Regions from separate parts of the Mus musculus genome. Here regions 1, 2, 3, 4, 5 and 6 are each linked to region 7. A link is a contact called in ENCODE Hi-C data. All regions are on one chromosome and are shown on one strand. The core of a region is the stretch at or near the end of the contact, and the rest is flanking DNA. Distances in the headings are between cores, read along the strand shown. Region 1 has its middle 76 kb from the start of Gm36720. Region 2 overlaps Tns3 (tensin 3). Region 3 holds the start of Tbrg4 (transforming growth factor beta regulated gene 4). Region 4 overlaps Ccm2 (cerebral cavernous malformation 2). Region 5 has its middle 14 kb from the start of Gm39575. Region 6 overlaps Tns3 (tensin 3). Region 7 holds the start of Gsdma (gasdermin A).

Evidence for each region. A loop is a pair of places that touch in the nucleus more often than their neighbours do.
Region 1: a loop to region 7 is called in a map of T-helper 2 cell, with 28 times the contacts of the local background. The contact joins the enhancer-like site here to the promoter of Gsdma in region 7. A Hi-C loop is called at or near these places in 2 of 37 maps with a recorded cell type or tissue (T-helper 17 cell and T-helper 2 cell).
Region 2: a map of regulatory T cell shows a loop between it and region 7 (22-fold over the local background). The contact joins the enhancer-like site here to the promoter of Gsdma in region 7. A Hi-C loop is called at or near these places in 2 of 37 maps with a recorded cell type or tissue (T-helper 17 cell and regulatory T cell).
Region 3: a loop to region 7 is called in a map of T-helper 2 cell, with 18 times the contacts of the local background. The contact joins the promoter of Tbrg4 here to the promoter of Gsdma in region 7. A Hi-C loop is called at or near these places in 3 of 37 maps with a recorded cell type or tissue (T-helper 1 cell, T-helper 17 cell and T-helper 2 cell).
Region 4: a map of T-helper 17 cell shows a loop between it and region 7 (12-fold over the local background). The contact joins the enhancer-like site here to the promoter of Gsdma in region 7. A Hi-C loop is called at or near these places in 3 of 37 maps with a recorded cell type or tissue (T-helper 1 cell, T-helper 17 cell and T-helper 2 cell).
Region 5: a loop to region 7 is called in a map of T-helper 17 cell, with 19 times the contacts of the local background. The contact joins the enhancer-like site here to the promoter of Gsdma in region 7. A Hi-C loop is called at or near these places in 2 of 37 maps with a recorded cell type or tissue (T-helper 1 cell and T-helper 17 cell).
Region 6: a map of T-helper 1 cell shows a loop between it and region 7 (33-fold over the local background). The contact joins the enhancer-like site here to the promoter of Gsdma in region 7. A Hi-C loop is called at or near these places in 2 of 37 maps with a recorded cell type or tissue (T-helper 1 cell and T-helper 17 cell).

What each region holds. Positions count from the first base shown.
Region 1 is chr11:7,503,229-7,506,834 of GRCm38, reverse strand. No RefSeq gene overlaps it. Among named protein-coding and RNA genes, the nearest start is that of Gm36720, 76 kb to the right of the region's middle. Within about 2 kb of position 2,338, at least 1 of the 3 ENCODE cell types and tissues checked has a DNase peak (open chromatin) inside an H3K27ac peak, as active enhancers do.
Region 2 is chr11:8,577,896-8,581,332 of GRCm38, reverse strand. It overlaps Tns3 (tensin 3), which reads left to right. Exons shown (of 31, transcript NM_001083587.1): 4 at 2,212-2,250. Among named protein-coding and RNA genes, the nearest start is that of Tns3, 85 kb to the left of the region's middle. Within about 2 kb of position 1,297, at least 1 of the 3 ENCODE cell types and tissues checked has a DNase peak (open chromatin) inside an H3K27ac peak, as active enhancers do.
Region 3 is chr11:6,624,396-6,628,122 of GRCm38, reverse strand. Tbrg4 (transforming growth factor beta regulated gene 4) reads left to right here and starts at 2,056. Exons shown (of 12, transcript NM_134011.3): 1 at 2,056-2,158; 2 at 2,910-2,974.
Region 4 is chr11:6,566,956-6,570,863 of GRCm38, reverse strand. It overlaps Ccm2 (cerebral cavernous malformation 2), which reads right to left. Exons shown (of 10, transcript NM_146014.3): 2 at 727-900. Among named protein-coding and RNA genes, the nearest start is that of Ccm2, 22 kb to the right of the region's middle. Within about 2 kb of position 1,285, at least 2 of the 3 ENCODE cell types and tissues checked have a DNase peak (open chromatin) inside an H3K27ac peak, as active enhancers do.
Region 5 is chr11:6,678,610-6,682,422 of GRCm38, reverse strand. No RefSeq gene overlaps it. Among named protein-coding and RNA genes, the nearest start is that of Gm39575, 14 kb to the left of the region's middle. Within about 2 kb of position 1,947, at least 1 of the 3 ENCODE cell types and tissues checked has a DNase peak (open chromatin) inside an H3K27ac peak, as active enhancers do.
Region 6 is chr11:8,455,043-8,458,592 of GRCm38, reverse strand. All of the region lies in intron 20 of Tns3 (tensin 3), which reads left to right. Among named protein-coding and RNA genes, the nearest start is that of Tns3, 210 kb to the left of the region's middle. Within about 2 kb of position 1,629, at least 2 of the 3 ENCODE cell types and tissues checked have a DNase peak (open chromatin) inside an H3K27ac peak, as active enhancers do.
Region 7 is chr11:98,662,257-98,666,184 of GRCm38, reverse strand. Gsdma (gasdermin A) reads right to left here and starts at 1,834. Exons shown (of 12, transcript NM_021347.4): 1 at 1,747-1,834; 2 at 1-129. The coding sequence starts at 124.

The DNA of each region.
Region 1 (3,606 bases), core at 1,089-3,588, about 91 Mb after region 7:
TGAATTCCAGAGCCAAGGCCGTTCACGACCTTGGTGAGAGGCATTCCCGCTAAGTAACACAGACAGGATGCTCACTGACATCTCTGCAGACATGCTTTTGCTAATTACCCACTCCAAGCTCAGGCATTTATTAGAGATGCCAAAAACAGTCCTGCATCACCATTTAGGCTGCACACAGATACACTTCAAAAGAGTTTATATCATCAATAACTCAAAGCCTGTCAAAGAAAAATTCAACCACTTTAAAGAAAGCAAACCAAGTCCGGTCATTTGAGAAGGCAACAGTCACGATTTCCAGACTCCAACCCAAATTTCCTAGATGCACAGTGAGACAGAGAATTATGAAGTGCAACAGGAGGCTGGGATGTGGGGAGTGGGGATAGGAACAGATTAATCTTAAAATAAAGTGCATAGTGGCAGAATGGAAGGAATTATGAGACAGATAAATAGTCTCAAGAAGTTAAAAAGAATAGGTGGGCAGATGAGAAAATGAAGGAATAAAAAATGCAACTGGCTCGGGTTAGCAGCAGATCAACAGCCGAATGGACACAGAGGGGAAAAGTCATTTCTAAGGCACACAGATTCCTCTAGAATTAGACAATGCAGAGTGATTGAACATACTCTTGTCTAGAGTTCCAGAAAGAAGGAAAAAGATTTAAAATGATGGCTTTTTCCTGAGCTTACTAAGACAGTATTTCCTCACATAGAAGAATAGAAGTGAACAAGAAGCAAGGCACAGCAAAACACACCAGAATAAGACATCCTCCAAGCATGAAAAAATAAAATTAAAGCGACCATTAAAAAGGGGGAGTGGGGGGGAGGGTGTGGGGGACTTTTGGTATAGCACTGGAGACGTGAATGAAGAAAGTACCTAATTTAAAAAAAAAGAACAACACTGCATATAGATACCTAGCAATAACAATTAGTGTTTCCTCCTTGATGGAAATATTATAAACCGAAGAAAATGAAACAATATCTTTAATGTGCTAAAATAAATGACCAAGCAAAAAACTCTATATCTACCAACTATACCTCGTAAAGTTTGAATAAGGACATTTCCAAATAAATGAAAGCTGAGAGAATTTGTAAGTTCAGTATAACTGTTATTTAATAATATACTATTTGTCCAAGCTAGTCTTAAATAAGAAGGTAAAAAGGCATACAAAATGAGCATACTTTTCTAGATGTAATAGTAGAAATCACATGGAATCTAAAAAATTATGAGTCTTAAGATCACAACAGTCTAAGATAAGGTTGGAAAAGATCATTATTTGAACTAAGTAGCATTAGTTAAAAATAACATTTTAAAATGTTACACATGACAGCATGCAAATATACCCTATATAGGAATACATTTCAGAAAAGATGTGTTCAGAGTATCACACTAAAAATTATAAATGAACACTGAGAAAAGTTAAAAACCAAACTATATTCTAAGCTTATCAGTTAGTGGATTAGGATCTAAGGCATACTGTCCCCTCAGTAGGTGCTTACTCAACATTTTCTAATAGAAGTCCCACCAGAATTAATGGCACGAATTGATAAGGCGAGTTTTCCATTTTTTATAATGCAAAGTTCTATACAAATGTATTTCATAACGCAAGCCAGATCGACCATAGTAAATTCAAAGTGTTCGGGGACAGGGTGTCAGCTCATAGTGTCCAGTTTGAACTGAAGTGCCAGCGAGCTGCTGGCACACTGCCACATGAACCGATCAAGGCAATCCCACAGAGCACTGTGAGATGGCCAACTGTGTCCTGTGAACTACAGATTCTCATGGTGTTGCCTGTGTTATGGGATTGCCTGCACTTCACACTCCTTCCTAAAATTGAGCAGGATGCCCAAAACACCAGACTAGAAAATGAATCACTCAATGAAAGAAGCATATTCCTGCGGGGGAGGGGTGGATGTTTATACTGTGATGGTGTGACGGGGGGCCCTTGTGGACAGGAAATCCTGAGGTGTGTCTCCATGGGTCAAGGGATGGAAGAGGTCACAGGGTACACAGGTGTGGTCAGCCACACACCCCAGGAGATTGCCCAGGGCTACACCAGGGGTTTCTCAGCACCTTCCTTTCCCACAGCTGTTGGCCATGACCCCAAGCCTGAGAAGCTGGGAATTTCTTCAGAGGGGAAGTGAAGGCGCACCTGCTCCCAGAAGGAGACAATGGACATTTGGTTTCCAGGCACATTTCTTTCCAGAGAGAATTTTCTGAGCAGAAAAGGGAAAGATCCTAATAAAGACCGTGTGTAGCTTGAGGAGGGAAAGGGAAGGCTGTGTTGTGAATGGCTGGCCTTCCTCTTTCCTGAGGCTGTTTCGGATGACTGCCCTGGCTGTTGTGAACAAGAGGAATACGAGCGATTTCTAATCCCAAATGCCAGTCTGTGGTGTAGCCCAGGTCTGTGTGATGAGGCGTCCTGTGCCAGGCATCTGGATGTTACAGTAACTAGGCCTGTTGGCACTAAGGACTCGAGTCATAGAGGCTGAAGTTCCTACTTCTGTGGGCCACTGACCTTCCCTCCCCAACCCCCCCCCCTCCATCAAAGAACGTCCTTGCTATAATAGTTTACCTACCCCTTCCATACGCGCTGAAAACCTGAACACACAGCAGAGGGTGAGTGGGGCCTTGTGCCTGATGAGGTGGTTAGGGGCAGCCATGGATTAAGTGTGTTAACTAGTTTGTATATCCTCAGAGCCCAACTTAGACTACAGTGCAGTCAATTTTAATTTATTAAGACATTGCATTTGTGCATCGTTATAGGGTACATTCTGATATTAGATACATGCATGGGATGGTTGATGTCAAACTGTTAGAAGTTCAAATACTTTCTCCTCTGCCTTCTCAAAGGCATTTGTTTATGCATCTAGTGGTGTGCCTGTGCACGGGTGTGGCACTATTACCTGGAGTATGGGTAGCTCTTCAGAGCCTGCTCTCCTGAAGAAAAGTGGCTCTTCCTCTCATAGCAGCCATCAACTGCCAATAGTAGGAGGAGTTGATTGGCCCTCCTCCATTCAAGCTCGATCTGGGATTGTTTGATCTGTGAAGTCTTGCACACACAGTTCCAGTCATTCATGTCTTTGGTGAAATAATATTTTTTGGACAGGACAAAGCAGTTGCAAACAAGTCTGTGGTTGATTTTAGTTGACTTTTATATGCTATATGAAAGGAAGAATTTTGTGTACATGGATATCAACTTATTCATGTATACTTAAGGCAAAGTTCACAGTAAGGTCGTACCACATCCTCTTGGATGTTATACATTTACATGTGACTTCCAACCAGTAAGTATGAATCTGCCAATGTTTTGCTGTGGTTTTGGTTTGGGGCGTTTGAGGGGGAGGGCATTGTTTTGCTGAGCCCCTTGAACATTTGTTTACATTTTAAAATCTGCTTTTCAATTAAAGATGATGCTAAAGTTACAAATTCATTTGTCGAAATGCCACTATTTGTGAAAATCAGAGAGTAGTGATTTTTAAAAAATAAATGAGCATGCTATAGACACCTATTTATTTTTCAAGTATGTACTTTTCTGGAGCAAATTTTCCTAGTCTCCATCCCTATGGGCTGACCATGTAGCATTCCAAGGTTCAACATCATTAGTAATT
Region 2 (3,437 bases), core at 48-2,547, about 90 Mb after region 7:
CTCATTTCTAGTCCCTGGAGCTGCACACTGCACAGCACCTGTTTATAGGGGGATGTGCGATGTAGAAGACCCCCTGCCGTGTGTGTGTGTGTGTGTGTGTGTGTGTGTGTGTGTGTGAGTGTGTGTGTGATGTTTAAACAAGGTCTCCCTATGTATCCTTCTCTGGTCTGAACTCTTTGTAGACCAGGCTGGCTTCAAACTGACAGATTCTTCCTCTATTTCCCAAATTCTTGCGTTAAAGATGTGTGCCCATGCCAAACCCTTATCCATCATTTTTAAACTCGAGTTTCTGGCATGGTATAGGAATTCCTCCCACATATGCTTCTGGTCAGTTACTTGAAAATATTGGTAAACTATATTTAGGACAGTTTTCAGTTTATAGAAAATTAAGCATGCGTTTGGTATATTTAAAATCTGTCTAATGCATAGTACCTGGTGAGTCAACATCAATACATTGTTAACCAAAGTCCACAAGCCTATAATTTACACACGGGGTTCATTGGGGTGTTGGTCCATCTGTGGGTCTGGACTGTTGTTAGTGACATGTGCCCATCGTTACAGTGGCGGTGAGAATAGTTCAACTGCTCTCAACATTGTCTGTTTTTCCTCTTCCTCTTCTCTTCCTGCAGCCCCTGATAACCACACACATTTTATTCTTTCTCTAACTTTCCATTCTCTAAAATGTCATAGTCGGAATCATGCAGAGGGTAGCATCTTCGAGTTGGTTGCTTCAGCTTAGCGATCCACATTTAATGTGCCTCTTTGGCTCTTCATGTCCTGTTAGGCCTTTTCTGCTTACCAATGGGTAAGTAGTATTCTGTGTTGTGGAATACAGGTGACATCTTAAAGGCAGAGACTGATTGCGCATAAATTACTAACTGGTACTAGGATGCCTGTGTGCCCCAGTGGAGGCTTGCTGGAGTGGATTGAACCATAATTCTTTATTAACCATGAGTTCCCCTTGTTCAGCGCCATCACCGACTCCCATCACTGGCCCACATGGTTCTAGTACCAGTTCCCTGAGTGTCCAAAGCCATGGGTTAGTTTTCACTCTGTGTTTATTTGTTGGCTTCTTCCCCCATCCACCCATCAAAATCTAATATGTACAGGAGACACTGAGAGTGTATGAATTCAAAATATGTGTTTCTGCTGCCAGTCATTGTATGAGCACAGAGGAGATGAAGAGCTGGTTAGAGGGAAGCGTGAGTGCAAAGCAGAGGACCCCTCTCTCTGCCAAGAATATGAGTCAGCGTCCTGGTGGAATAATGGCGTGTCCCAGACAGATGAGTGGCCATGTGTCACATAGCTCTTGAGAAACTTACTAAGGAAGATAAGCACTATAAATAGTGTCCACATCAGAGACCAAGGTCATACTGCTACCTACTGCTCCCAAATGGAAACTACCGTGACTGGACAGCCTTCCTTTCCATAGTTCCAGAAAACTCTTTAAGAAGGGGAGTTACCCAGGGGGTCTAACGTGGGTGAGCCAGGAGAAAGCTGGGGAGTAAGACATGTCACATGAGCAAGGTCCTCAGCAGCCTCCTGGACAAACAAGAAGCACGTCCACGTTTTGACTCCCACGGGGACTTTAGCTCAGGACACAGCAGTCTCTGCTTGAGCACACTTCATCTCCCAGCTGCCCTGAAAGCAGGGTGTTGTTCTTAGAGGTTTTACTGCTTTTCCCTGGAAGCTTAGCGAGCTGACTCTGGGAGAGTCCAAGGGAAGCCCTTTCCACTATCTCAGGAGGAGATATGCGTAGACTATGTTTTCAGTTTCACATGCATAGGAAGTTCTAGAGAAAGGAACCCACATTGTAGAGAAAAGAAAAATCCATAAATGTGAAAGTTTACACTCACCAGTTCCAGCTTGAAACCACCCTGCAGAGACCTCCACCTTCTCTGGCCCCAGCGTCTCATGTTGCCCAATGAGGAAGGACTTAGCTGGAGGTACACTAACTGGTTGCTTGACATTCAAGGTGAACTTCTATTTTTATGAATGATGTGTAGATTTAAAAAAAAAGTTTTGGATGGGTGTGTTATTACTTCTTTTCTAAGATTCTCGGAAAGAACTAGAACTTCCTCAGAGTTAGGAGAATGTGGATCGTGTTGACTACAGGTGCTGTGACACAGTGCCAGCCTCTGGGGACCGCTTTGTGGCTCCTGTACCTGCTACCTGAGAAGCCCTTGTTCATGTTTCTTTTCTTTCTTTAAGGTGGTGACTCCCTGCTCTGTGCAAGTCCACCTGGACCAGGTAAGACTTTCACATTCCTTTGGGGCTCTGGTATGAGCAGCCAGGGTGGTCTCTGTACAGGCTCTGCCTTCCTTGGGGATTTTTCTCACTTAGAGGGTAGAAAGGCACTCTCCTTTGTTTTTGTTAAGATAGAAAATCCACCCACCTAAGAGGTGGTCCCAGTACTCAGAAGGCAGAGGTAGGCAGTGTTCAAGGCCAACATGGTGTACAAAGTGAGTTCCAGGACAGCCAGGGCTATGCAGAGGAATCTTGTCTCTCAAACGAAACAAAAAAGGAAGCAAATGCCCATGTTCTTTTGCAGTGGCAACCTGTAGGATCAGTAGCATTTACCTTTGGGGCTTGGACCCCCGGCTTAAGGTGCTGAGCCCAGTCAGTAGCAGTGCCAGAGGCACAGTGTGGCATTCACCTCTAACATATGCCATGCTTTTATCTCACTGAGAGTAAACATAGCAACCCTTTCTCTGTGACGTGTCATTGGGTGAGTGTAAAGTTTCCCTTTGCTCCTTACTGGGTTCTGCTTTGAATGTCAAGACCACCTGCTCTTTGTTTCTAGTGACTTCTTAACTTGCAGCAGGCCTGTGAACTAGGAGGTAGGAGACAGGCAGCCTTGTTACCACCAGTCAGGAGTGGCTCTGAGGAGGCCCCTGTGATGCCACCCAGGGTTGCTTGGGGAGTATACACTCTCCCAGCCTCACTTGTGAGGGAAAACAGTGAGCCCGACACTTCCAGCAAGGTGCCTTTCATGTGTGTTGCTTGACGTTTGCAAAGTGGATGGGGTCATGGCGCCACTCTGCTTTCCCGTATGTAGCACCCGATGGCTCAGTTAGGGTCTTTGCTTGTTTTCCTACTGTTATGTCTTTGTGGATGGAGCCCAGAGGTCTGTAGACAGGAGGCTGGTCCTGGCTTGTCTTGTAGGGTGGTAAAGCAATCTCTGAGGCCTCAGCTGAGAGGTGGCACACCAGCCTTGTTCTCTTGAAGAAGCCAAGCTTAGATCCTGGTCTCCATGATGAGCCTCAGTCTCCTTCTGTTTTCAGTGAGGATGGTGGTGCTCCGTGACCTAGCTGGCAGCCAAATGAAAGAAATGCAACATGCATTCCTTGATAGAAGCACATTCTGAGAGTTACCCTGCTAGGTGGTGTTTACACAAACTGCTATGGAGTAGCCAACCATAATGGCATAGATGATGC
Region 3 (3,727 bases), core at 807-3,306, about 92 Mb after region 7:
CTAATTGAGTGGCAGGTGAAGTGAAGAATCAGAGAAGGATCTGACAGAATATGATCTGCCCAACTCTCACAAGAGGAAAGGGAAGCTACTTGAGGGGCAGCGCAGAGAAAAGGAAGGAAGCGGTTTTACTGCGACAGTTGTACAGAGGCAGATTGCCGAGTGAATAAATTAGACACAAGTGAAGACAGGAGCCAGAGAATGAGGACCCAGAAGATTACAACAGATTGCCAAAGTTAGTAGGAGTTCAAGCAAAACAGTCAAGAGGCCAAGAAAGAAGCCAGCTTGAATCAGTCAGTGTGGAGAGTGTGGAGAGTGTGGAGAGGAGTTTTGAGCCAGAACAGCTGAGTTGACCAGCTCAAAAGAAGCTAGAAAGGGTGAGCTTATTCAGCAACAAGTCTCAGAGGCTGAAAACATTCTAGGCCTAGATAAGATTCTACAGAGGCTAGAAGCTTCCAGGACTAGGCCTATTTAGCAAACAGAGGCAGTAGGCCTCCAAGACAACAGTCCCAGCACTAAGAATTTTATACATTCTCAGCTGGCTGTGGTGGTATGTCCACCACTGCAACCCTTCATTTCCTTTCTGGTCCATTTTATCTTTGTTTTGTTTGTTTGTTTTTCCTTTTTGTCATTTTTGCTTTTGGTTTCCTACTAAGAAACTACTGTTTAATCCAAGATAGTAAAAATGTGTTTCCCCTTAGGAGTTTTATATCTATATTATCTCTGACCTTTTTGAGCTAAATTTTGAATTCAGCATGAGACTCTTAAACAAGAACCACCAAGGTAAAGCTAGTGTGGCAATATAATGCTAGCTACTGTAAGGCTAAAGCAAGAGAAGCTTCCCTGGATAATTCAGCAATCTTTTATTAACAAGAACCAGCGTTTACGCTTGATTTTAGCCACAAAGGAGAGAAGTAATACACTCTTACAAACATAAAGATTTTTCAAGGAAAATTTTAAGTTAAATTTTCCTTTCTACAAAATTAGGGCCAGCAGGATAACTTAGTGGGGACCTGGGGGTGGGGGTGGGGCATGTCTTTTGTCCTGCACTCCAGAGGCAGAAGGAGGGGGATCTCTGTGAGTTCAAGACCAGCCTGGTCTACACAGCGAGTTCCAAAACAGCCAAGGCTACAAGGAGAAACGCTGTCTAGGAAAACAGACAGTTAGTTTAGGGGCCACTTGACTGTGAGTTCAATTCCCAGATCCCACATGATTGGAAGAAACAAATTTCCCCAAGTTTTCCTGTGATCTCTTCATGCACACATACACCTTTGTCCCAGAGATGCCGTCTGTGGTTTCCTAGCACTGGGATTACTGGGAAAACTCACCTCCCAACCATCCTACCCAGCATTTTGTACTATCTCCTCAGTCCTGCCGTGCGCTAAGGCAGGGCCTTCTCCAGGTCGTCCCGGCTGTCCTAAACTTGGTATGTAGACCAAGCTAGCCACGACCTCAAAGATCCTTTTTCCTGTCTCCTGGCTGGGGTTTTAAGGTGTGTGCCACCACGCCCGGCTATTCTGCTTCTTGATGCAGGGCCTCCACAGTAGTACAGGCTAGCCCTCGGCCTCCTGCCTCCATTACTGAGATTACAGCAATTTATCGGTGTGCCGTTGTATACGGTATGTCCTTTACTTGTTTAATCTAGACAAACTGCTTGCATTTCCGAAAAGACCTTCAGCTGGAGCTACAACTCGCTTCTCTGTAATTACCCGACACCTGGCAATGCCTTCCCGCCCCGAACCCCAAAGTCAACACGGCGGTCCCAACTCACGCCTCTCCTACAGGACCTGTGAAAGGCCCAAGGGAGTGGGGCAGAACGGGCTGACATCAGAGTCGCTACCCAAACTCCGCACAAGTAGGAGACTCTGGCCCGACGTGCCCTGCCGTGTAGAATTCACCCTCTCCTTCCCGTCTACGTTTCCCACGACCAGGATCTCACTACACTTCCCAGTACCGGAAGCCTGAGCGCAACAAAGATGGCGACTGCGGAAGGGGCGGAGGGCGTGGCCTCCGTCCGGGAGCACTGGGCCACCTAGCTTCCGGCGGCGCGCCAGTGACGTCAGTGAGCGCGCCAGGCCGCGTGGAGGCCGTAGGCTGATGGAGGTCAGTGAGGGTGATCGCCGCCGCAGTCTGGCGTCCTGGAGAGACCGGGTTTCTGAACGTGGGTATCCGAGACGGGAAGCGTGGCTGGGAAGGGCAGCAGTTAGTAAGGACCGGCGGGGCTGTTGTGGGGGGAGCCAGGAAAGGGACTCTCGACACCGTGCCCCAAGGGCGCTGTTCGGTTGCAAATTCGGTTCCGGGCTGCGATTGCGCACGCGCTCCTCGGCCCGCGGTAGACACGAGGCCTATCCCGGGAAGCTCCGCTGCCCGCAGTGACCCTTGGCGTCCCCTGCCAGTCACTTTTCGTGTTTCTGCATTTTAGGTTTCAGGGTCGATATTTACTTAGTCGCAGGTCTTGAAAATCGGTAGTTTGCCAGTGCTTTTTTTTTTTTTTTTTTTTTTTTTTTTTGGTTTTTTGAGACAGGGTTTCTCTGTGTAGCCCTGGCTGTCCTGGAACTCACTCTGTAGACCAGGCTGGCCTCGAACTCAGAAATCCACCTGCCTCTGCCTCCAAAGTGCTGGGATTAAAGGCGTGCACCACCACGCCCGGCTCTCCAGCGCTTCTTTACTGTCTGGGTTCAGTAAGTGATGGATATTGGGTTTGGGCAGATGTCCCCCTTCTGAACCATATTTTATTTCCGTGTAAGTATAATTAAGCTAATCTTTTTACAGCTGCAGTAATGTGTTCACATAACAGTAAAATTAAGCTAGCTATATACCCGAATCCCGGAAGCAGAAAAAATTGAGGTGTTTTCTCCTTTAGTTGAAGCAAAGTCCAGTAACTTGTCTCATTTGGTTCTATCTCACCTTAGGGAACAAGACTGGCAGACTTGCCGAAAGAAACGTCATGTGGTTATGTAGCGTGTTCTCGAAAAAGGTAACATTTTGCAGGACTTAGAAAAAGGCAATGCCGTGCCCTGTGATTGGCAGAGAACGCAGTAGCCAGTTTTGCATTGTGAGATAAAAGTGTGAAGTGTAGTTGGAACAGAGCCTGTATTGTAGGGGTTGGATTAAGATTGGCAAGGTGGTGACTCTGGGTGGTGTTAGGGCTTGTTTGCGGTGATCGATTCAATTTGTGAGTTTTGCTTTAAGGGTTCTGGGGTGTGACTCAGTTGGAACTGCTTGTCTAGCTCACATAAAGGCCTAGATTTGATCTTCGGCACTGAATAAACCAGGAGTGATTGGCTATCTTTAATGTTAGCACTTGGGAGGTGGCCGCAAGAGGAATAGAGAAGTTCAAGGTCATCCTTAGCTATGTAAAGTAATTGTAGTCTTGTTTCTTTCTATGTATATAAGTGAACACGGGGACACATGCAGGCACACAGCCCGGGAGAGAGTCAGGTCCCTGGAGCTGGAGTTACAGGCAGTTGTGAGTCCCTCAATGAGGATGCTAGGGACTGAATTTTGGTTATCTGGAAGAATCGTTCGACTTAGAATATTTAAGCCAATAATTTTTTGATCCTGGATTCCTTTAAAATTAGAAACGTGCCCAGATTTGCATGAAGGAAGCATTGAGGAGGACCTGGAGAGTTTGAAAGTACAACCAGGCCTGGTGCGTCCGGGGCTGAATGCCGAGCTGTGCTATCTGACCACTCTCTCCTGAAGCAGAAGCTCCCGAGACTTATGCTTC
Region 4 (3,908 bases), core at 36-2,535, about 92 Mb after region 7:
TGTGTTTTCCAAGACATTCCGGAAGCCTGGACATAAAAGGGGTTGTGGACTCACACCATCCCTAACAGGCTCCGACTCAGGAAGCTCAGGCTGGGGCTCTCCCACCCACTCCTATGCCAGCTGTCAGTAAATCCCAAGCCCTCCTCTCAATGTGGAGGGTGCCTACAAATCCATATTTAGTCAGCACTGGAGCCCCCCGAGTCACTGGACTCTGTCCTCTGCAGGGGCCTGACCCAGCTGGAGCCACCAACTAGGCTACTTCACCTTCACCGCTTCCTTCTTTCCAGTGGCCTTCTATGACCAACACCTCTCCTCTCCTCTCTGAGCTCACAGCTTCTATCATTTCATTAACTTACTTTCAGGGACATAACACAGCTTGAGTAGTCTTTTGGGCACAGGCAGGCCTGAGATATAAGGCCTCCAGCGTTAGGCTGAGCATCGGAGTCCTAAACAAGGGCCTGGAACAAGCGCCTGCTGTCATCTGTCTGCAAATCGGAGGAGACGAGGTTTCCCTGTTTTACACAATATCCATGACCTTCAAGACAGAGTAGTCTTCTGCTACACAGAGGATCAGAAACCAAAGCTAAGGACTGGGACTGGGTTTGGAGTTTTCATTATTAGATACATCCAGAAGCAAGACAGAGGGTAGGACACAGGCTAATGTATTTATGCAGAGCTGGCAATGAACTGTTTGGCAGGCGTGCCCTGTGGCCCATGGTGACTTACCTTCACCTCCTTCTCAATATAGTCGCTCAGCAGTCTGTCTGGCTCGACGCGCTCAGGTAACGCCAGCACCACAGTGTGCAGAGGGCGCCTCTCTGTCACCTTCTCATGGGCTTTCTTATCTCTACTCTTTTCACCTTTTAGGAATACTCGTTTAAATGGCGACACAATTCCAGGCTGCAGGCAGAAATGGCAATGATTGGAGTTCATTATTCACACATTTGTGTTGTACCTACCACTAACAAACAGAGTTAGCACCGTCGCCATGAAAATAGGACTGTGCACAGCAGCCTATGAGAAAGGACCAACATGAGGCTGAGGCATGGCTCTGGAGCCAGCTCAGACTCTGCACAAGGACAGACAGGCCTGTTAAGTGGCTGTCACACTCAGAAGGCAACTCACTGTCATTTGGGGAACAGTCCCCCAGAAGAGAGCCACACAGCAGAGTTCCAACTCCTGCCAGCTCTGTGAGCCATGTCATCTCAGCTCTGAGGTGCAAGTGGGACAGGGAGGGCTGCCACCCACAAGGCCTCTGTCTCAGCAGCCAAGGCCACATGAGCTCTAAGGAGCCCAGGCGCTAACTGAGCCCCAGGTTCTCATGCAGCCCCTTCCCTCAGGCAGGGCTCCAAGGCAGCCACTAACCTCACAGCCTCACCCCTGCTGGATGTGAGCTTAGTACCGAGGCTTTGAAGACTCGACCTGTAATCAAAATGAACTTGTGGGCCAGGGAGAGGGGAATCAAACCTAGTGCCTCCTAAACAACCGCAACAGAAGCTATCCCCCACTCTGTGGAAAGATGGCGCTGCCAGCCATTCTTTGTCACTCAGAGAAACACTTAAATACATCATCTACAGCATCAGCTCAGAGGCCAAAGACACGAGCAATGAAAGGAGGAGATGATACCCTAGCTGTTTTCTCTCTGCAAGAGACATCTCTCCTACACTCACCCACTATGTTCCTGGCAGCCAGGCAGCAGCTGGGAAACTACAGCAGGCTCAGCTCTGACCGTCCCTCCCCCCAAGCTAGTAACAAACAAAAAACGGAGAGAATAAGTTATCAGGCAAGACTCACATGGCCAAGGCTCCCAGGAGATGCCGCATGTGGCTACTTCCCAGCCTCACTCTTAGGCTCAGCTCTCAGCACCAGGCATGAAACCAACAATCAAATAAGACTCACCCAGCCTCAGAAAATTACCCTGACACCTTTCCTGTGCCTGTGCCTGTGCCCTCCTGCTGTGGACAGCTTCCCTGCCTCCTTAGCTTCACATCCTTGGTCCTTGTTATCTTGGTTTTATTCCATTGATCTACTAAGATGGGCACAGATCCAGGAGGCCCATCCGACAAGACAGCAGCATGAGTCTCGGTGTTAGAGCTGTGCACGCCCAGCCGTCATGCCTGCTGCTCTCCCCACAGGCTTTCCGCCAGGCTCAAGGCTCAACTCCTCTGTGGTGGTCTGAGCTATCCTGATTCTTTCCCATACAAGGATATGAGCTGAGCTATGGTCTCTAAAATGAGCTATGATTGTTGCATGTTCCATGTTCTCATGAACAATCCATGCGATAGCTACAGAGAGCTGAGCTGATTATATTTGATTATAATGGAAAACGGTGTCAGCAGTTATTTCCGTTACTGTTTTTACTCACAACAATCCATCTCCTCTTCAACGGCTGTCTTTACAGCCCAGCACCAAAGCCTCAGACTGTCTTCCACTCACACTAGATAATGACCCATGACCACCCACCCGACTCTGAATCCAAAGTAGGAAAAGATTGTGACCCACGGCCCTGTAAATATTAAAATATTCCACTCATGGGAGCTGATTCTATCACCAGGCATCTGCCTCTGTGACCTAGAATGGTCTGTCATTGACCCTGTAGTCCTATCTTGATCAGTACACACATACATACGCACACACACATGCATGCACGCACACATAAACGCTTGTGTTCACACATGCAGGGCAGTTTCCTGCACTCACTGCTGGTGTGGAAAAGAGAGAGAGATAAGATGACAGGAACTCCAGAGCTGTAGCTGAGTGTTGAGCACAGGCACTTCCGCTACTTTTTTGAGACGTCTCCAACAGCTCAGGCTAGCTTCAAACCCACTGTGTGGCTGAGGAGACGGAGCGTCAGTCCTGTCTCCTGGTCCCAAGGACTACGGCTAGGATTCCAACATGCACACCATCTGTTTTGTTTTGTTTTTCTGCAGTGCTAAGAATAGAACCCAGAGCTTAGCTGGCGTGGTGGCACACGCCTTTAATCCCAGCACTCAGGAGGCAGAGGCAGGTGGATTTCTGAGTTCGAGGTCAGCCTGGTCTACAGAGTGAGTTCCAGGACAGCCAGGGCTACACAGAGAAAGCCTGTCTCAAAGAAACAAAACAAACAAACAAACAAACAAACAAACAAACAGAACTCAGAGCTTTGTACACGTTGGGTAGTTATTTCTCCACCTGTGTTATATCCCTAGCCTCTCTCTTTTTTTTTTTTTTTTTTTGGTTTTTCGAGACAGGGTTTCTCTTTATAGCCCTGGCTGTCCTGGAACTCACTTTGTAGACCAGGCTGTCCTCAAACTCAGAAATCCGCCTCCCTCTGTCTCCCAAGTGCTGGGATTAAAGGCGTGCACCACCATGCCTGGCTGCCTCTCCATTTTTTTAAATTTAGATTTTCATAACAGTACATACTTGAGAAAGATAAACAACTGCCACTTACCACTGGCCAGGCCTAGACTATAAAAGTCAGGAGAACCAAGATCCGAAGGTGACAACCATCAGAAAGGACAAGAGACACTTCCGGAAGAGCTAAGAGACCTACCTGCCAGGTCCCCACTCTGAGAAGCATGAGGACAGGCTGAGGTTGAAGGCCTTCCCAGCACATTCTCTGGGAGCTCCCACAAACGTTTCTTTCATCCCCAGGATGCGTTTCGACAAGTGGTGGATGGGGCAGGTGACAGGGGGGGGTCTCAGAGTGGGGTTCATATGGGACAACAATGAGAAATGGTCACTTGAGACTTACCAGATAACCTGACAGTCATCTGCAGGCTAGAAATGACCCCAAATTTAGGAACATATTTGGGCAAGGTAAATCCCAATGAAGACAATTGTGATTTCTTCACCGTGGGACCTCTGACCAGACAGTACTCAAATTATGCTAAGTGTGTTGTGTTTCATCACCTTGTTTTTCCTGAGTT
Region 5 (3,813 bases), core at 698-3,197, about 92 Mb after region 7:
CCTACTACAGCCAGGCCACACCCCTTAATAGTGCAACTCCCTGTGAACCAACCACTCAAACACACGAGTCTATGGGGGCCATTCTCATCCAAACCACCAGCCAAGACTAGGCTGTCTTGAAATCTCCTCTGCCAGTAATAGTAATCTAAAACTCCATAGTTTAGCCTCAGGCAAGGCTTTTGAACAAGGGCAGAAAGCAGCCACATTTTTTCCCCAAAATATGGCAAGTATGGTCTTTAGGCCACTTGGCAATGGTCATCCCCTCTGAAACCTCTTCAGCTGGGCCTTCATACTCTGAGTTGCTTTTAAGTCTTCCAAGCTCCTACTAGGATGGCTGTTTTAAGTCCTGATTAAAGCATTTCACTACTTTTCTAGCCCAAAATCCCAAAGTCTTCCATATTTTTCCAAGAAACAGCATAGTCAAACCTGTCACAGCAATACCCAACCCCAGGTACCAACTTCTGTCTAAGTTATTGTTCTGTTACTGTGAAGGCCATGACAAGGCAACTCTTATAAAAGAAATCGTCTAATAGGGGCTTGCTACAATTATAGAAGGCAAGTTATATGGCAACACAGACAGGATGAGAGGGAGAGTGGGCTTTTGAAACCTCAAAGTCCAATCCCAGTGACACACCTCCTCCAGCAAGGACACACCTTCCAATCCTTCCCAAATAGTTCCATTAACTGGGGATCCAGCATTCAAGCATATGAGTCTCTGGGGCCACTCTCATTCAAAACAAGAGGAAGAAATCCATCACAAATAGATCAGGATTTGGGGACAGAATGGTGGAAGCAGGAATGGGGATAGGCTCTAATTATCCCTGCTCTTAGGTGACCTAGGCCAGGTCTTATCATATGTACTTTGATGTCCCCACGGGTCATGAGTGGTAAGGGTGGAACCCTAGTGATGTGATGTGAGACTAGATGAGAGAAACCATTCAGGTGTACACCCCAATGAGTTCCCAGAAATTCATAGACAACCCTAGTTAGGGACAGGACCCCTTGACTGCTGTGGAGAATGTCTCTGCAGGACAGATATTCAGGCAGAAGCAAGGATAAGCCTGGGTCAGTCCAGAGCCTACAATTCTCTCACGTCCAAATCAACGAGGAACTGGTCCAAAGCACCAGTGTTTGGTGTCATATAAGTCCATGGCTAATCTTTTCTATGTAAAAAAGAAGCAAGACAGCCACAGCCAGCCCGCAAAAGAAGCTAACACAGTTCCTTAGAGCCTGCAGTGAGGTTTATTAGAAGGAGGAGGCCTCGGCGTGTATGTTGACGGGGAGTGGGGGTGATTATACAGAAGCAATGCAATATATGGAGATCTATACATGATGTGCTAAGTGCAAGGGTGGGCTTCCCTTGAAAGTCTGGAAAGGGGCTTAAATGAGAGAGGAGGTGGGGGAGACAGAGAGAGACAGATGGAGGGAGGGAGGGAGGGAGGGAGAGAGAGAGAGAGAGAGAGAGAGAGAGAGAGAGAGAGAGAGAGAGAGGTTGGGATAGCAAGGAAGGGGCCGGAGGAGTCCCTTCAAAGCAATCTCCCTGAACAAATCTCCCTCAGAATTCTCTCAGGACTAAACTCCCAGAACTAAGAGAAGGTTTGACTTTTTTATAACTTTTAGGAGTGGCAGAAAGTTTCCCATCACATGATTTAGTTCATCACCGCTTCTTTGGCAAGGAGCACGGAGAAGAACCAGGTATCATAAATCAAGAGCTGTCAAGGCACAGCACGGAGTCCCAGGGGGAGGGGCAGGGAGGCGTGGCCTGACTCAAGCCGTGGGATTTGGCCTAAAGATGCAGGCCGCTGTTCTAACAGTCTCCACAGTGCTCATGGCTGTGTGCCATTGAGAACATAACAGGGCCTCAGTTTCCTCTGCAAAAGATCAGGGAAGAGCAGCCGCCTCAGAGGGTGCGGGCCTGTGGGTCACAGGATGTGCTGATCTCAAAGCTGGCTCCGGAGAGGCAGCAGACACTCAGGAAGGATCTGCTGTGTGTCGGGGCTGGATGTCCACTCTTCTTCCTTAGCAGCTTCTCCATTGTTGTCAGGAAATGTTTCAATTTCTGACTACAGAAACTGCCACCATCCTGTTCCCATGTCTGGCCCCTCCCCAACACACACACACACACACACACACACACACACACACACACACACACACAGTGTGGTTTTACGTGTGGAGATCAGATTCTCTCCTTCCATCCTGTGGGTTCAAGATAGAGCTCGGTGGTGGAGCTCGGTTGACGCTCAACGAAGTCTCCCTGACCTCATCGGCACTCCCTACAGAAACGCGTTTCCCTGACCAGGTCTCCTTCTCTCCCATTTCGTCACTGTATCGTAATTGATTTCCTCCTATTCTTTTGGGAGTTTCTGTACTATTTTGTTGTTGTTGTTGTTGTTGTTGCTGCTGCTGCTGCTGCTGTTGCTGCTGTTGAGCTGAATGCTCTCTTTCATTTTGCTTCCTGATTGCATCTGAGGCTCCCACATCACATGGAGGGGGAGGGGGCGGGGCTGTTATGGCGTACTCCCCAGGCAGCATCTCAGCATTTTCTTTCTTCAGCCAATGGTAAGACAATCTCCACCATGCCGATGCTGTGGAGTAGACCGTGCCCACGTAGGGTCATGCTGAGGGCGCAAGTTTTGCCTTCTTGCCCTGTCGTGTGTGTGTGTGTGTGTGTGTGTGTGTGTGTGTGTGTGTGTGTGTGTGTGTGTGTGTGTATGGATGTGTGTGTGAACATATCTGGTGGATTTTGATATATAAATGGTTCTCTTGCTGTTATCCTTTCTTTACTTAGAATAAATTAGGTTTCCTCGTGGAATTTTCCTACATACTCTGTCTTGCCTGACCCACCCTTTTTCCCCATCTCCCTGAGCCCACTCTGCTTTTTATTGTTATAAATTCATAGTTTATTGTTATAAATTCATAATTTATCTCTCTTAGCCAAAACTATACAGAATGGTTTTTCTTTTGAATTTTCTTTTTTTTTTCATTTTAGTCCAAATGTGCAGCTGGCATGACTTCCCTTGTTACCCATTTCACATGAATATTAAAAAACCTGGATATTCATAAGAAAGGAAGGAAAGAAAGAGTGAGGCTGGGATTTTCCCACACCACCCACGTATTCAAAGCTTCTTTCTCAGCCTGTAGCACTACTGGAAAATAGTGGAACCTTAGGAGATAGTGTCCAGCAAAGGAAGTTAGGTCATTGGGGCATTGCTCCTTCCTCTTTGCTATCCTGTTGCCAGGGCCTCTGCCACACTGTCCTAGCATGCTGTACTAGGCTGCCACTGTGATAATAACCATGATCCAAAAACATGAACTAACTAAACCTTTTTTCTTTTTAAAGTGATTAGCTCATGTATTTTGTTACTTTGATGGAAAGCTGGAAGATGAACAGATGGATGGATGTATTAGACAGACAGACAGATAGATAGATAGATAGATAGATAGATAGATAGATAGATAGATAGATAGATAGATAGATGGATAGATAATAAGAATACATGCAATACCAACCTTATTAACTGTTATTGAAAGCCTGTGAGCACATTCTTTCTTCTTCAAGTATGTTCAAGTTAATCTCTCAGTCTCAGAATCAGATCTGCTCAAACCATAATGATTATGATCTGCTGACTTCGCTCACGTCTCAGAATTTCTAGCCCTAGAGCTCTTTGAGGCTGTGCCATCTCTCAGCTGTTGCTCTGCTTCCATTCCCACCCTCCGCTGACAGTCAGCTGAAGCGTGGCTACTTCTGTGGTGAATGATGCAGAGCGGACCTAACCCTGCTCTGCAGGATCCCCTCTCCTGCCTCTCCAG
Region 6 (3,550 bases), core at 380-2,879, about 90 Mb after region 7:
ATGTATACAGTATCTCATGTGCTGTGCCAGAGAGATTTAGGCTAAGAGATATGCTGATGGCCAGAACTTTCAAGTGATGGCAAAAGAATTAACTGTGGTCTGACTAGTAAGGAGGTACGAAGACAGAGATGGATGAATGGGTGGATGAATGCATGGATAGATGGATGCAGGCATGGATGGATGGATAGATGCAGGAGTGGTAGGTAGATAGATACATATTTAGGTGGGTAGATGGGTGGATGGATGGATGAAGACAATATTCCTACTGCCTAGGCTCCCAGGCCAGCAGTGGTCTTGCCCATAACTACAGAGTCTGCCTGCTAACTTACAAGTCAACAGTAGCCAGTGCAGAGCGACTGTTGTCCAGCTTCCCACAGAACACTCCTGCAGCAGCTTTTGAAAGACAGCATAAAAATAGACCATGTGGAAGAATGCCAGAGACCCCTTCTGGCGACGGAAGTGGAGGAAGTGGGAACAGCGAGGAGAATCCAGGCATTCCTGAGATCCCAAGAGGCTCAACATATGCCCCCCAGTTCCGGCCTGGCCTGGAAGGAATGATAGACAGAGGTCTCTGTGTCCCCAAAACCACAGGGCACCAAGGATACACACAGGCTTGAAGTGAAACCCAGAAAATGGGATAAGCTCGGAATTCCAAACAGTTTTATCCCTTCCACCCCTTTCTCTGCATTTGAGCTGCAGAGGAAAAATGTGAGTGTATCCTGTGGAGAAAAGAATAAAGGATATATTGAGAAGATTCCCAGCAACTAAATGGGGTCTGGGCAGGACCCCATCTGACTCTCCCTGCCATGGAAACTCATTGCGTGCTTCAGGAAGGCAGAGTTTGGAAGGTCTGGGTCTGCCCTGTATGTAGACCCTCTGAAGAGTTGCTTTAAAAACCTGTTGCCCCTTCTGTGGTGCCTGTATGTCCCTTTCACTGAAGGACATTGTTCAGAGCAGAGGAGAGCCCTCATTGTCCTTGCCACTTTGCTAAGAACAGTAGAGGTGCTGATTCCACAAACGGTAACAGTCACTGTCCTCTTTCCCCTCAGGATTTCTGTCACCATGTTGGGTCATTTCTAGGTTGGTTTTAGGTGCAGAGTTGAGGAAATAGACCCGAGGTTGGGACAGTCTGTTCACCCTCCTGGCTGGTGATATTTCACCAGCAGTATCACTGTGACCCTCATGTTGAGGTTAAAGAACAGGGCTCATTATTTTATCTGCTCTTCTCGTGAGTGAATTTGTAGAAACCTGCACAGAGGATCTTCAGACTTCGGCTTGACTGGAGCCCGTATCAGTTCCTTGAGTAAGATTTCAGCATATGCCCTCCACCTCCCAGTTCTGTGGGGTTTCGATTTTATGCACTGCCCTGCATATTTTATACACAGGAGAAATCAGGAAAGAGGCCCATCTTTTCTCGCATGCAAAGTAGATAAAGCGCCTGTGGGGTCCTCTGGCCCCGAAGGTAGCCTTTTAAGGTGGCAGCTCTGCTCCTGCTCTGGGTAGGTGCCATGCTAACTGGTACCCCCACCTGTGTCTTCTTAGTTTTGCAATCTGCTCATCAGACTGGATTATTGTTCTGCCCTCTTAAAAAAGGCAGCTGGCACCCACGTTTCTGTGGATGCAGTGGCCCGGAGAGTAATTGAGTTTCTGCTGTGGCATTCAGCTGTGCAGGGCTTGCCTTTTGCTGATGGACATTTCTGAGTGCAGGCAGGGGAAGGGGCTCTGCAGAAGAAATTGTACCAAGACTCTGCATCAAGCACTTAGCAATAAACAAGCAACACAGTGGGTAAAGGAAGGGTTAAGTCCTGACACAAGGCCAGGGACAAGAGGGAACCACACAGCCACAGTGCCCCCAGAGTCTGCGCTAATGAATGATAAACAAAGCCACTTTCATGGGAAGTGCTGGGCTTGCTGTTTTCTGGAAAAACACAGTGATAACAGGGACAGAGAGCGATTTGATTTTCCTCCTTCTGTGCTCATTTGAAGGGCACCTTTGGCGCCATGTAAGCATATTCAGTGCTTCTGAATTCTGGCATGGGTTTCCCAGATTCTCAAGGCTCAGGAACTCAGCAAACAGAGACCAGGAGGAGTAAGGGTTGCCCTAGGCTGTGTGGGGTCCCCTGGAGCAGCAACAATCACAGGTCTAGGTACTGAGCACCTCACTCCTCCATCCTTTGCTGGTTTGTATATAATTCTCAGGCAGAAGTGTTAGCCTTCACTGGTGAATAGTTCCTAAGACTCCAAAGATCTGTGCTGCTCCTTGGGACTAGATCCTAGGGGTGATCTACACTAACTTCCACCCTCCAGCTAGACTCTGGCAGAACTTCCCCATCAAGCTCTAACGTTCTAAGCCAGTTATTCCTCCTTATCCATTTATCTATCCATCCACCCACCACCCATTTATCTATTAGTTGGTTTGTCCATCTATGCACACACCCATGCATCCATCCATCCATCCATGCACTCATTATGTGCATGACCAGAACCCCCTCTATGTACCACCAGGGAAGGGTAGGGACGGCTCCTCTGCATGAGCGGTAGGCCAGTGGTTGGCATTCTTCAAGCCTGTTGTAGCCACCTGAAGCCCACTGTCTGTCCTTCCTGGTCTTAAGCAAATGCCACCTCCACCACGCTGTAGTTTAAATGTGAATTCTTCCCGCCCCCAGGCGCCTGTGTTTATGCGTACTTGATCCCCAGATGGTTTCACTGGTTTAGAAGGTTATGAAAGCCCTAGGAGGCGGAGTCTCACTGAAGGAAGTGATGGCTGTGAGGTCTTACAGCTCAGCCATGTTTCCTGTTCACTGTTTGCTTCCTAAGCTACAGCTGTCTCATTCTCCTGTTCCCATGCATGCTCCAACTGTCAGCAACAATATATGGTTCCTCCCGTAACAGCAAAAGGTAGAGTAACTGATAAACTCTACAAGGAAGGCATCTAGGCTCCCTCTAGACAGAAGGTAGTCATCTAAGGGTCCTCCTGGAAGCCTCAAGCCCACCTCCCTCCAGGCCTTAGTCTCGGACAAATCCTTGCCTCTCGAGAACAAGACCCTGATGGTGTCGGTCCCCCTTTCTGCTTTCCTTCTTTGGTTCATCTTAGATGGAAAGTAAATGCAGACGGATGTGGATGGAGAGAAGTTTTCACCTGGAAGACAGTAAAGGGAGCGATGGTTTAAACAGCATGTAAAATTGTTTCTCTGCCATAGCTGCTACAGAAAATGTGAAGGATGGTCTTAGACAACCATACAGTTAGTTAATTAGTACATAAAGCATTTATTTTTAAATATTTATTGTGGATTGTACTGGGGGCAGGGATAAGGAGGCTACACCTGTCCCAAGGACTTAGAGATAAATCCCAGAAGACACAGGCATTCACCATCCTCTATATACAAATAGCACATCAGTACTGACTTTTCCTATACTGAGAATTTTAATAAGAGCTGAAAAAATAGCACAGAAATTCCTGGCCCATCATGGTTCCTGAATGGACAAGTTGCCGCATTTTGTCCATGTTTTGTCCTGGTTTTCACACGTTTTCGTTTTCCTTTCCTTTCCT
Region 7 (3,928 bases), core at 585-3,084:
TCCTCAGCACCAGGCAGAAGGGATGGAAGCGTTTGAAGTCGATGAGGCTGTCTAGGGGTGTCAGATCCCCTCGAGGGTTCAGCTGTCTAGCCAGGGCCCGGGTGACATTCTCAAACATAGTCATTGTCTCTGTGGAGAAAGAGATGGACAATGTCCAGGCAGCCGCTGGGGTCGTCAAGACCTGGTAAGGACTTTGTAAGAGGCTGTCACCAGGCTTCACTCCTAGAGTAGAGGGGAGACAATTAGAGCATCTGGATGTTGGATTTGGAAGGAGCCCACGGAGTCCTTCTTTTGTGATGGACAATCCCGAGCTCTAGAGTTCACATGGCTGACACAAGATGCCGGCTTTTCCCTTTGCCAAGGGCTCTTTTCTCATTCCATGTTCACTTCTTCACAGAACAGAGCCCAGTTAGAGTCTGTCATCAGCAAGGGAAGGGAAGTGTCCTGTCACACTAAGGGACAGTTGAAACTAGGACCTGTGGACACTAGGGAAAGAAGCAACCGCACTGGGCCCAGGAGCCTGGGCAGTCAGAGCTGGGCAGCTTCCCCAGTTGCCCTTTCCTTGGCAAGGCTACACTTGTTTGCACCCTCCATTTCCTTCCCACCCACCTCCTAGCAACACCAGTATAAGTGGGCAAATTTCCTAGTTCCTCTCTCCCAACTACTTCTTTGCCTTTGTTAGTTCTGCTTACGATATATCCCCTTTCCAATAGAAAGAATTCGTATTTGTCCTATAAGACTCAACTGAAGGACTGGAGAGATGGCTCAGCAGTTAAGAGCACAGACTGCTCTTCTGGAGGTCCTGAGTTCAAATCCCAGCAACCACGTGGTGGCTCACAACCATCCATAATGAGATCTGAGCTACAGTGTACTTATAATCAATCAATCAATCAATCAATCAATCAATCAATCTTTGGACTCTGAGCAAGCAGGACTGGAGTAAGAAGGAAAAAAAAAGACTCAACTCATGTCACCTGCTCACCCCTTTACTCCTTTGGGCATTTTGGTGACTCTGCCTGCATTCCCAAGGCATCTTGTATATCCACTTCTGAAACACCTGCTAATTCATCTTGTTACCATCCATCTGTTCACCTGACTGCCTTGCCTACTCAACTGTGACTTTCCTGAGGGCAGGAAATGGGCCTGAGTCACCTCTACAGCATCAGCACCATGTCTGGTAGAAACAAGGATAGAAAGAGTGAGCTTGGTCCTGGGAGACATGCTGGAGGGAGAGGGACCAAGAGGATGTGGGGCCTGCAAGGATCACAAGTTTGACAGTTTAGGACTCTGTCTTTGAAGTCGAGGTATCTCACCTGGGGATCCAGGAGACACACCCAGGTTTTCCTGGTGGGTGGAAGAGATCAGACACATCAGCTAGCCTCCATGGGCCTCACCTTTCTGTAGTACTTGACAGAGGCAGGGAAACAGGAAGGAGCACACAGAGATGTTGGGGCCATCCTGCCATCTACAATATACTTTCCAGCCCTTGTTCCTGGAAGGGTTGGGATGGCCTATGTCCCTCCAGAGACCAACTGAGTGTACCTAGAAGGACCTACCCTTCACCAGAGTGGCACTCAAAGGGCTGCCTCTCTTCTCTCTAAGGCCTACTATGAGTCCTACCCCCAGTAAAATGCAGGGAGATTTATGGCCATGATAAAGGATAAGAAATCCCATGCCCATTTGGCCCCAACCTTCCCCTGGTTCCCCAGAATGTCCCCCTGCCTCCTCAGCCATCATTGATCTTACCAGGGAAGGGTGATGCTGGATCCTGTCTGGCAGCTGGTGTGTGGTGAGGAACCAGAGCTCGTTCTGTCTATAGGGTGAGGGAATGACTGGCTGTCCTTTATCAGGACTGGCTGCTTTATGCCTCCATGGAGGCGGGGATGTAAGCTCCCACAGACCCCGCCTCCCACAATGACCCCACCCCTTTTTGTTCCACTTCCAGGAGAACAGCATCAACCTGTTTGAAGTGCCCCGCCTCAGGTCCTGTGGGGGTGGGTAAAAAGATGCCAGGCAGGTGTCTGTGTTGCTGGGGCTGAGACAGAAAGAAGGGGGACTGAAAGTTTGCTTATAGACTGGGGAGGAAGGGAGGCAGTGGGAATTGGCTGTGTGCGTGTGTGTATGCACTTATGCTTATTTGTGTGTGAGTGTGCATGTGAGTGTGTGTGTGTGTACTCATGCATGCGTGTAATTGTGTGCAGGGGTGATACAGGGTGGATCACTGCCCTGATGTCATCTGGAAGCACCTGCCATTCATCTGAGGCCTTGTGGAAATGATAAGTGATAAGAAATCCTGTATGTTCAGGGACTACAGGCAGCAGAGCAGCTGAAAATCTGCCCTTCAACTTTGTATGCATCAGCCTGCTGATTCTTACCTCTCTCTATGTGTATATGTGCCTTGGCTACACATGCATAACTTGGTACCAGTATGCACAGAAGTCTGAGGAGGCAGGATAGAGTGAGCTCATATGGCCTTCTATAATTTGGAAGCATCTCTAAGTATATGGAATATATGCTCACACACAGGCAGAGGTGGATCTCAGCGGTGAGATGACGGACAGCCCAGGATGTATGCTGTGGGCGTTCAGCTGTCTCCCTGTAGGTCATTCAGGAACTTTCTCTCTCTCTCTCTCTCTCTCTCTCTCTCTCTCTCTCTCTCTCTCTCTCTCTCTCTCTCTCTCTCTCTCATGTTAGTGCACTGCTGCTCTCTTCAGACATACCAGAAGAGGACTACATATTCTATTACTGATGGTTGTGAGCCACCATGTGGTTGCTGGGATTTGAATTCAGGACCTCTGGAGGAGCAGTCAGTGCTCTTAACCTCTGAGCCATCTCTCCAGCCCCCATTATCTTATTAAAGTTGCTCCTTGGAAATCACTTAAAAGAGGATTCTACACACACAGGCAGGTCTCTAAATTACAATTTATGTGATTTACTGCAAGGCCATATGAAGAAGCAGTTTCCTGGAGATTTCCTTAGGGACTGGTAGGAGTGAGGAAAGAGTCTCACACTCTGCAAAAATATCTTTAAAACTTTATTACTTTACTTTCTCAGAATCCTTCCACACTTTGTTCTGCCTCTCTGGTCCCCATCCTTCACCCCTTTTCTTTCCTCCATTCCCTTCCACTTCTCACCTGGCACAGCTATCAGCATCTTAGACAGACAGCTCTAGCTCCTGTTTGCTGTCAGGTGCCCATCCCCCTTAGGAAAGGTGGAGTTGGGTTCTTGGGTGTGTGGGATGGTTTTGTTATATGACAGTACAAGTGCAGAAGTGTGGTATTTGTGTTATACAAATCTGTTTTTCCTTTCCCCCTAGTTTTCTGTCTCTGTTTCTTTAAACCACTACAATGTAGGGCATCTGAAATCTTGTATATATAGTCCAGAGGTTGTGTGAACACCTTAATTAGCTCTGCAAAGGTGGCCCAACCAACCATTACCTCGGTCAGACATTTGGAAGTCTCTTCCTAGAGTGTGCCTTCCTCTGGCGTGTGATGACCAAGGTTTCTTGTCTCATTCGTCTTTGAAAGATCTGTGGAGCAGCAGCTGAGCACAGTCACACGGGAGTCTGTTTTTCCTGAAAGCCCCAAGTCTCCCGATCGGTTCTTTCCTCTGACCTGGCATCAGCTTCTCTTGGCGTCCTTCCTCCATGCAGATCTCTCTCCAGCCTGATGTCATTCTGCTTGTCCTGCCTCCACCTCATTTCTGTCTTATTGCCCCATTTCCCCAACCTGACTAATGGGATTCCAAGGACCGGGCTTAGAGGGCTCAAAGAAGGAAGGAGGAGGAAATGAGACTATGTTTAGGCGTGTCCCTGGGCTGTTGGACTTCACATGCAGATGCCCTGGCCTTTTTACATCCCAGAACTCCTCGAGGGAGTTTACTTATTATCAGAGCTGGTGTGTGTATGTGTGCGCATGCACATGTGAGT